2 separate regions of the Homo sapiens genome follow, and region 1 is linked to region 2. A link is a contact called in ENCODE Hi-C or POLR2A ChIA-PET data. All regions are on one chromosome and are shown on one strand. The core of a region is the stretch at or near the end of the contact, and the rest is flanking DNA. Distances in the headings are between cores, read along the strand shown. Region 1 holds the start of ARHGAP17 (Rho GTPase activating protein 17). Region 2 has its middle 27 kb from the start of TNRC6A.

Region 1 (4,898 bases), core at 1,909-4,408, 310 kb before region 2:
ATCTTGGCTCACTGCAACCTCTACCTCCTGGGTTCAAGCGATTCTCCTGCCTCAGCCTCCAGAGTAGCTGGGACTACAGGCACTTCCACCGCACCTGGCTAATTTTATTTTTAGTAGAGACAGGGTTTCACCATGTTGGCCAGGCCGGTCTTGAACTCCTGGCCTCAAGTGATTTTGGCCTCCCAAAGTTCAAGTGATTTCTTGAACTCCTGGCCTCAAGTGATTTTGGCCTCCCAAAGTGCTGGGATTATAGGCATGAGTCACCATGCCCAACCTTCAAATATATTTTGATGATACTTTATTCCCTCCTCAAGATTACCTTTGATTATTTTCATTTGAAATATCTCCAATTCTAGTACCATAATAGTATCTACCATTCTAGGCTCAGCCACAGGGGCAGTTAGACTTTGTTGTCCTCTGAGTCATTTCAATTCTTCTATCAGATTTTTTTTTCTTTCATGGATGCAAGACATCTGTCTTTTTCCTCTATGGTTTGCTATGAAATTTCTTTCTTTCTTTCTTAAGGTTTTAGTATAATAATTCCTCTGGAAGCTCTGAACTTCCTTTAAGTTTTTTTTTAAAAAAATTGCTTTCTCTCTTATAAGTTGTGTCAATTGCTTCTGCTCTTCTCAACTAGATGACAAAATCAAATCAGTCTCTGATTGTCTTCTTGGAGGGATCTAATGGTTGCATCTTTTTCCTGCAGCGATTTTCTTAGCTCTTCAATCTCTTGGAGTAAATTTAGGAGCACTTTTTCTTTAGTTTCTTTATGGTCAGTGTCCATCTGTTTAATATTCTTTTTTTTTTTTTGAGACAGTAACCTTGTCACGTTGTCTCTGTCACCTTGACTGGACCACCCTGTCACCTAGGCTGGACCACCCTGCAGAGGCCAGATCTCAGCTCACTGCAACCTCTGCCTCCAAGGTTCAAGCGATTGTCTCGTCTCAGCTTCCCCAGCAGCTGGGATTACAGGCGCCCGCCACCACGCCTGACTAATTTTTGTATTTTTAGTAGAGACTGGGTTTCACCATGTTGGCCAGGCTGGTCTTGAACTCCTGACCTCAGGTGATCCACCTACCTCGACCTCCCAAAGTGCTGGGATTACAGGTGTGATGCATTGCACCCAGCCTCAATATTCTTTTTGAGTGCTGACATTTCAGAGTCTTTCTCGTGGCTGAGTTTAATTACACACTCTTGCTCTAGCTGTAAGGCAGAGCTCTCCAGGTTAGCTTCAGTGGACAATCTTTTCATGGTTTTCTCAGAGTTGTTTCTTCCAATAGCCTCTTTTCAGCTAGGGGTCTCACTCTGTCACCCAGACAAGAGTGCAATGGTGTGATAATAGCTCACTGCAGCCTCAAATTCCTGGGCTCAAATGATCCTGTTGCCTCAGCCTTTCAACTAGTTGGGAGTACAGGTGCATGCCACTGCTTCTGGCCTTTTTTTTTTTTTTAAATTTTTCATAGAGATGAGGTTTTAGTATGTTGTCCAGGCTAGTCTCATACTCCTGAGCTCAAGTGATCTTCCCATCTTGACCTCCCAAAGTGCTAGGATTACAGGTGTGAGCCACTGCACCTGGCCCCAGAAGATAATTTTTTATTTGTCTTTTACTCTATGTTCAAATTCTTCAATTTTTTGGTAGACTCTACTTTTTCAATTTGTAGAGCTTGCATGAATAGTGTTTTCCTTCTCTTGAAGTTTAGAGAGATCATGTACTGTAATTCCTGAGCCACCTTGCTGTAACAAATTTTCCAGTTCTTCAATCTTTTCTTCCTAATTGCTTAGATTTTCTTGATGCTTACAACTTATTTCCCTCAATTTCTGTTGATGAACATTCTGTAATACTGATAATTCAAGCTGATGGTCATCAGTATCCTGACTTCTTTTTTGTTTGAGCTCCTTGATGATATTAATATTTGGTGTTTGTAGTTTGTAGATTTCATTTTCATCAAAACTAGTTGTTCCTCCTATTTTATAAGTCTGAGCAATACATTTCCAATGGCCAACTGGAGACTCAAGTTTTAGAACTTCATTGGACTATCTGTTTATTTCTTGTTATGATGAAATTATGTCATAAAAACCCATGTAAGCGTCGTGGAACACTGAAGCATGATGGGTACCACATGGAATGGAGGGGATGCAGTGTGGATGGGAACCTCCGGCCTTCCCTGAATGTGCTGACTCCAGGGCTGGCTGCCGGTCCTGCAACCGATCCTGTAGTGCTTGCTTTCTTGTTTTAGGAAGGCTCATTTCTACCTCTTTCTGTTGTAATTGATGTCGATAACTTTTAGTTTGCTGCCCTATCTGAAGCTCTGATGCTTCCTAGGTCTCTCCTAGGTCACTAAAAAGATCTTGAAGTCCCTCATTCTTTGATATTAAGAATTCCAAACTGGCATCAGTCTCCTTTATCCCATAGTTAGGGAGCTCTTTCCTTTTTCTATGACATTTAGGAGCACATTTGAGATGTGGCTGATGAAAGAAGCCACATTGCTGCCCATCCAATGCAAAGAAGGGGCTTACCTGGAGCCAAGGCCACCAAACCAGGAAGACATGAGTGTGTGAGCACGTGTGTTAAGGAAAACACACATTGACTTTAATTTTTTTTTTTTTTTTTTTTTTCGAGACAGGGTCTCTCACTCTGTTGCCCAGGCTGGAGTGCAGTGGCGCCATCTCGGCTCACTGCAACCTCTGCCTTTCGGGTAAAAGCCGTTCTCCTGCTTCAGCCTCCTGAGTAGCTGGGATTACAGGCGTCCACCACCACGCCCAGCTAAATTTGTATTGTTAGTAGAGACAGGATTTCACCGTGTTGGCCAGGCTGCTCTCGAACTCCCGAGCTCAAGTGATCTGCCCCCTCGGCCTCCCAAAGTGCTGAGATTACAACGTTGAACCACTGCGCCCTGCTAGAAACAGCTTTTCATACGTTGAAATAAACGAGAGGGTGACCGGGCAGCGTTGGGGTCGGGGAGGCCAGGCGGAGGAGGCCTAGTGGTCTTCTCGCCCGGGGCCTTCTAGCTCTTCGCCCGTGTCAGGTAAGGCACTGTTAGCCTCGGCTCGGTTCGACTCGGCTCTACTCGGGCTCAGCTCGGCTCGGCCAGACCTAGAGGGCGGGCGGGCGGTGCCACTGGAAGTGACGAGGCGAGGGCGGGGCCGCCGGCCCGGGGAGCCACCGCCGCGCCGCCGTTTGGGCCGGGAAGCGATGTAGTAGCTGCCAGGCTGTCCCCCGCCCTGCCCGGCCCGAGCCCCGCGGGCCGCCGCCGCCACCGCCGCCATGAAGAAGCAGTTCAACCGCATGAAGCAGCTGGCTAACCAGACCGTGGGCAGGCGAGTGCGCCGGGCAGCACGGGGGTCGCACCGGGGCTGGGGGCGGAGGGCGGAGGGCGCGGGGGCGGGACGGCTCCTCCGCGGTCCGGCGGCTCTGAGCTGGGCCGCAGCCCCTGCCCGAGACCAGCGGGGCACGGGCCCGGGGGCTGCGCCGCGCTGAGGCCCGAGCGCCGCGCTCCAGGCGGCCCGCCTGTCTCTCAGCGCCGCCGGGCTCCCGAGACCTGCAGGGGAGGGCCGCCGCCTCCTCCGCCACACCGCGGGGTCCCCTGCCCATTGTCCCTGCCCCGGGAGCATCGCCCTCGGGGAGTAGACCCGGTCCTTCTCCTCCCTTCCCGGGGGCCGAGCCAGCTGGGATCGCTGCCCTGGGCTCAACAACGGTGACTTCTGTCCCTAACGCTGTGCCGAGCGCTGTGCTGTGGGGGGCGGCAGTCCCAGGCTTTCCCGGTGCTCCCGCTGTTTGCGAGTCCTTCTCCTGTAAGTGCATGGCGGCAAGAAATGGCTAGAGGGACATGAAAGCCAGCCGGATTTGCTCAGTGAGTTCAGAACGCCCTTTGAGGGAATTCGGAGGTGGTGCTGTCTCAAAACCAGGGCTCCTAGGAACTGGACTGCTGCTGCCAGTTCTTGACATTTAGAAATTAGGAATTGGCGGAAAAGGATTATGGAGACGCCTTGCGCCAATTTAAAAAGTCTCACCTTAGGTTTGGAAACAAATGCTTCTTTATCTTCCTTTGCTACGGTTGAAGTGCTTAACAAGAAACGTTATTGATTATTAAATGGCAGGCTAGACCAGAGTTGGTAGATCAGGTTGTCAGAACAAGAAATGATTTGTGGTTTTTGAGAGTTTCTGGAGGTGACTGTCATGTGCTGTATTATCTGGGGCTAATATTTCAAGGTCTTTCAGGGCAGCTGGCTGTACTGTACCGATTTAGTGTTTATTCAGCAAAGAGATACGAAAGTATGAATTTCTCACAGCTCTTCTTTTGATTTTCTGTTTTTAACAGTTAAGGGGAGTTTGGTTTGGCTGAAGCACGTGGGACACTTCTTTTTTTTGAGTGTATGAAAATACTTTTACTTCCTCTCGAGTTTTCTAAATTTGCTTTTTACTGTTTCATTTCCTCCATCTTTTTGCTTAGTTTCCTTGTTTAATTTTTTCGATTCCCTACCGTATTATTGTGGTGAGAATTAACTCTTATTTTCAGGGTTAATCGCTGCCCCTAAAGCCCAGACAAACCTACTTTTCTGTTATTTGCAGGAAAATTAAAGAAATAATGCTGAGAGGAAGGTAGACGTGTGGTAATGGCGGCTGATGTTTCAAGGAACAGTTTACAAGCACATGATAATTTCTTGTGAGTTTCGTACCCTTGTTAGTGTTCTGAGCAACGTGCATTGTGGAACTAGTATTTAGTAAGTGCCAAGATACATTTGTCAAATAGTCGTTTGGCTTGTTTTTACATTGTTCGTGACAGGTAAGGGACTTTCACTCTTTTTATACAAAGTTCTGAGACTTAAATCTACCAAGCTATTTAGGGTCTCTTTGACTCCTGGGTCATCTTAGAGGCTTCTCCCTTCACACTTTTTTT
Region 2 (4,950 bases), core at 2,287-4,786:
GTGCTGTGGTGTGATGTTGGCTCACTGTAACCTCCACCTCCCAGATTCAAGTGATTCTCCTGCTTCAGCCTCCTGAGTAGCTGGGATTACAGGTGTGTGCCACCACACCCAGCTACTTTTTGTATTTTTAGTAGAGATGGGGTTTCACCATGTTGGCCAGGCTGACATCAGGTGATCTGCCCGCCTTGGCCTCCCAAAGTGCTGGATTACAGGCGTGAGCCACCATGCCTGGCCTTAATGTTATAATTTTCAAAAGCATTTTATATCACTGCATTTGTTCCACAGAATCATGTCACAATGTATGTTAAAAAATATGAATACACACATGCAATGCCCTCCCGCCCCCCACCAGTCTCTACCAAATACAAAAATTAGCCAGGTGCAGTGGTGCACACCTGTAGCCCCAGCTACTTGGAGACTGAGTCAGGAGAATTGCTTGAACCTAGGAGGCGAAGTTTGCAGTGAGCTGAGATCGTGCCACTGCACTCTAGCCTGAGCAACAGAAGGAGACTTTGTCTCCAAAAAAAAATTTTTTTTTTTTTTTTTTTTGATACAAGGTCTCATTCCATCACCCAGGCTGGGTGCAGTGGTGTGAACACATTTCACTGCAGGTTTGACCTCCTGGGCTCAAGTGATCCTCCTGCCTCAGCCTCCCAAGTAGCTGGGACTACAAGTACGCATCACCACGCCCAGTTGATCTTTCTATCTTTTGTAGAGGTGGGGTTTCGCCATGTTGCCCAGGCTGGTCTTGAACTCCTGACCTCAGGTGATCTGTCCACCTTGGCCTCCCAAAGTGCTGGGATTACAGGCGTGAGCCACCACGCCCGGCCAAAAAAAAATCTAAACATAGAGTTTACCATATTACCCACCAACTCTAATTCTAGGTGTATACTCAAGAGAAATGAAAGCATATATCCACACAAAAACTTGCATATAAATGTTTATAACAGTTTTATTCATAATAGGGAAAAAGTAGAAGTAACTCAAATGTCCATCAATGAATGAAGGTATAAATAAAATTTATTTTTTCACTGGAATTGTCTCTCTAGAGATGATGTTTGTTTTTATATATTAATTTATTTTTTGAGATGGGATCTTACTATGTTGCCTAGGCTGGCCTCAATCTCCTGGGCTCAAGTGATCCTCTTACCTCGGCCTCCTGAGTAACAGACTACAGATGTGCACTACCATATCTAGCTAACAAAATTTAGCACATCCATTCAATGGACTAATATTTGGCATAAAAAGGAGTTGAGTACTGACACATGCTATGGCATGGTTGGCCCTTGAAAACATTATGGTAAGTGAAATAAACCAGACACAAAGAACAACATATAATGTCATTCCATTTATATGAAATGTCTCGAATAGGTAAATCCATAGAGAGAGGAAGTAGATTAGTGGTTGCTGGGGGCCGGGAGTGAGTGATCAGGAGATGGGGGTGATAGTTAAAGAATGTGGGTTTTTTAGGTGGTGAATAAAATATTCTAAAATTGATTGTGGTGATGGTTGCACAACTCTGTGAATGTATTAAACACCATTGAATTGGATGCTTTATTTTATTTTATTTTATTTTATTTTATTTTATTTTATTTTTGACACAGAGTCTCGCACTGTCACCCAGGCTGGAGTGCAGTGGCGCGATCTCGGCTCACTGCAAGCTCTGCCTCCTGGGTTCACATCATTCTCCTGCCTCAGCCTCCTGAGTAGCTGGGACTACAGGTGCCCGCCACCACGCTCAGCTAATTTTTTGTATTTTTAGTAGGGACGGTGTTTCACCATGTTAACCAGGATGGTCTCGATCTCCTGACCTCATGATCTGCCTGCCTCAGCCTCCCAAAGTGCTGGGATTACAGGCGTGAGCCACTGCGCCTGGCTGTATGCTTTATTTTTTTAGAGTTAGCATCTCACTGTGTCACCCGGGCTAAAGTGCGGTGGGATGATCACAGCTCACTGCAGCCTCGAACCCCTGGTTTCAAGAGGTGTCACCGTGCCCAGCCAAATTGTATATTTTAAGTGTGTGAATTGTAGGGTATGTGAATTATTTCTCAAAAAAGCTGTTACTGAAAAAATGACAATTTCATATGGTCCAATCTAATCTGCAATAGCTTAAATAGCAGTGGTATACTATGATAAGGTTTGAAGATTTGATAGAGCCAGGCATGGTGGCTCATGCCTATAATCCTAGCACTTTGGGAGGCTGAGGTGGGTGGCTTGTTTTAGCCCAGGAGTTCAAGACAAGCTTAGGCAACATGGCAAGATCTCATCTCTACAAAAAATACAAAAATTAGCTGGGCATGGTGGCATGTGCCTGAAGTCCCAGCTACTCGGGAGGCTGAGCTGGGAAGATCACTTGAGCTCCAGAGGCAGAGGCTGCAGTGAGGAAAGATTGTGCCATTGCACTCCAGCCTGGGTGACAGAGCGAAACCCTGCCTCAAAAAAAAAAAAAGAAAAAAGAAAAAAGAAAAGAAAAAAGAGTTTACACGCGAAATGTGGACACTGCCTCAAAAAAAAAAAAAAAAAAGAAAAAAGAAAAGAAAAGAAAATAGAGTTTACATGTGAAATGTGAAAGAGAAGACACATGGTCCCTGCATATAGAAGAGGAGGCAATCAGTGGGGTTATTGAGAGGCGTGTTTTTTTTGTTTTTGTTTTTTTTCAGTACAGGAAAGACTTAGGCTTCTTTATAGGAGTGTGAGATGTGGAAGAAATAGGAACAAAGTTGATGGATGGACTCCAAAGTCCATGTGGAAGAATTAACCTTGGAAGGAGTCCAGTCTCTCTTCCATAAGACCAGAAGGAAGGAGGAAAGGATGGGTTCAGATACCAATTAGTTGATGGTGCAGAGAATGTTTTTCTTATTGGCCTCAATTTCCTGAGGAAAGAGGCAGAATCATTTGTGAAAATGACAGAAGGGATAGCAGGGCCATGGGTTTCGGAAGCCAGGAGGTTAGACAAGTTAGTAAGTGGCTGGGCACTGTGGCTCACGCCTGTAATCCGAGCACTTTGGGAGGCTGAGACGGGCAGATCGCCTGAGGTCAGGAGTTCAGACTAGCCTGACCAACATGGTGAAACCCCATCTCTATTAAAAATACAAAAATTAGCCAGGCATGGTGGCATGCGCCTGTAGTCCCAGCTACTCGGGAGGCTGAGGCAGGAGAATTGCTTGAACCCAGAAGATGGAGGTTGCAGTGAGCTGAGATCATGGCCATTGCACTCCAGCCTGGGCGACAGAGCGAGACTCCGTCTCAAAAAAAAAAAAAAAGAAAAAAAAGTTAGTAAGGTGGGTGGGAGAGGGAACTCAGACTCAGAGAGGCTTGGGAGCATTGAAGAGCCAGATGCCAGCAGAGGAGTGAATTCTTAGTGGCAGTGAGCCCCAGCTCCTGAAGCTCCCCCTGCAGTCCCCTGCAGCCTCATTTGGGAATAGTCTCCGCCTGAGTCATCTCTGCTTCAGTCCACACAACCTCAATTCTTTCAATGTTACTCATACATTTTGGCTTTGAGCCTCGTGCTCTCTGGATAATTGCCTCTGAACTTAACTGCCTTTTGGCACCCTTCCTCCCAGAACTGAATGTTCTTCCCGGGCTAGGGCTGACCCAAGTCCACCTCCCTGGTTCTGGGCCTTATACTTTGATTAATTCAGCCTGGGATGACCAGAGCACATTGGGCAGCCTTATTGCATTGGGTCAGTGACAGACAATTCCAAAGAGCGAGAGAAACATGTCTGTGAAGGCGTCAGCCCACGTGGTAGCCATGGCGGAACATGGGGTGGCAGGGAACAAGTGGTTTGCTATAAAGAAGCAAGAGAAAAGATGTTCAACATGCTGGCTAGTGGAGAATGTCTAGAGGTGTGGGGTCAGGGATCGGCTGAAACATATAGGTAGGCTATTGCCTAAGGACAGCATCTCACTGGCTAAGACAGCCAGACAGGCACAGCGGTCAGCACTTTGAGCCTAGTTACTGAGCACAGCCAATATGGCACCTCTACCACGAAGATCCATAGGTCATTAGGGTTCAGGGGTGCAGCAAGAGAAAGAGAAGAGTGTGAGGGAACCCCCTGGAGCACCACTTACTTATTTATTTAATATTCAGACATAGGCTGGGCACGGTGGCTCATGCCTATAATCCCAAAACTTTGAGAGGTCAAGGGGGGAGGCTCATCTGAGGTTAGGAGTTCGTAAGACCAGCCTGGCCAACATGGTGAAACCTGTCTCTACTAAAAATACAAAAATTAGCCGGGCATGGTGGCATGCGTCTGTAGTCCCAGCTACTTGGGAAGCTGAGGCAGGAGAATTGCTTAAACTTGGGAAGCAGAGATTGCAGTGAGCCAAGATCGCACCACTGCACTCCAGCCTGGGCAACAGAGTGAGACTCTGTCTCAAAAAAAAAAAGAAAAATTCAGACACAGGGTCTCACTATGTTGCCCAGGCTGGTCTTGAACTCCTCCTGGCCTTTGAGTGATCCTCCCGTCTCAGTTTCCCAAAGTGCTAAAATTACAGGTGTGAGCCACCTTGACCAGCCTCTGGGGCACCTTTTGATCCCAGCTATTACCAGATACTAGAGTTACTGTGGGTCAAAAACTTTGGGCACCCAGAACCTAAAGGGTCCCTGATTCTGGAAGGGGCAGAATCAAGCATGGTGGAAGGAACATAGCCTTTGGCATCAGAGCTAGATTTAAAGCCTGTCTCTGCTACTTATTTCCTGTGTAACACTAGCACTTGGCACATTGCTGAGCTTCTTAGAACTTCGGTGTCCATATCTGTAAAATGGAAATTAATAATTCTTACCCCTCAAGTCCTCAGGGTTGACTGTTAAAGAAATGGTATCTGTGGCCCTTCAGCTCAGTGCTCTCTTGTCCATCTCTGGGCTTTTGTATTTGTTATTTTCTCAGAAGCTTTTTTTTTTTTTTTTGGTAGAGACAGGGTTCCATTCTGTTGCCTGGGCCGGAGTGC

What was found. Hi-C counts contacts between places; a loop is a spot of excess contacts on that map. ChIA-PET counts read pairs that join two places held with the same protein, here RNA polymerase II (POLR2A). Pooled maps may share reads with other maps.
Region 1: a loop to region 2 is called in a map of ascending aorta, with 2.4 times the contacts of the local background. The contact joins the promoter of ARHGAP17 here to the enhancer-like site in region 2. A Hi-C loop is called at or near these places in 1 of 168 maps with a recorded cell type or tissue (ascending aorta) and 3 of 50 pooled maps. POLR2A ChIA-PET finds 5 or more read pairs at or near these places in 1 of 52 experiments (BJ).

The regions. Positions count from the first base shown.
Region 1 is chr16:25,013,629-25,018,526 of GRCh38, reverse strand. ARHGAP17 (Rho GTPase activating protein 17) reads left to right here and starts at 3,158. Exons shown (of 20, transcript NM_001006634.3): 1 at 3,158-3,318. The coding sequence starts at 3,266. It also overlaps the pseudogene LOC100421171. RefSeq lists silencers at 3,020-3,269, 3,350-3,399, 3,460-3,509, 3,570-3,619 and enhancers at 2,933-3,601, 3,602-4,270.
Region 2 is chr16:24,699,682-24,704,631 of GRCh38, reverse strand. It overlaps a transcript of TNRC6A not described here. Among named protein-coding and RNA genes, the nearest start is that of TNRC6A, 27 kb to the left of the region's middle. Within about 2 kb of position 3,536, at least 19 of the 41 ENCODE cell types and tissues checked have a DNase peak (open chromatin) inside an H3K27ac peak, as active enhancers do; they include ascending aorta, where a contact is called at or near this core.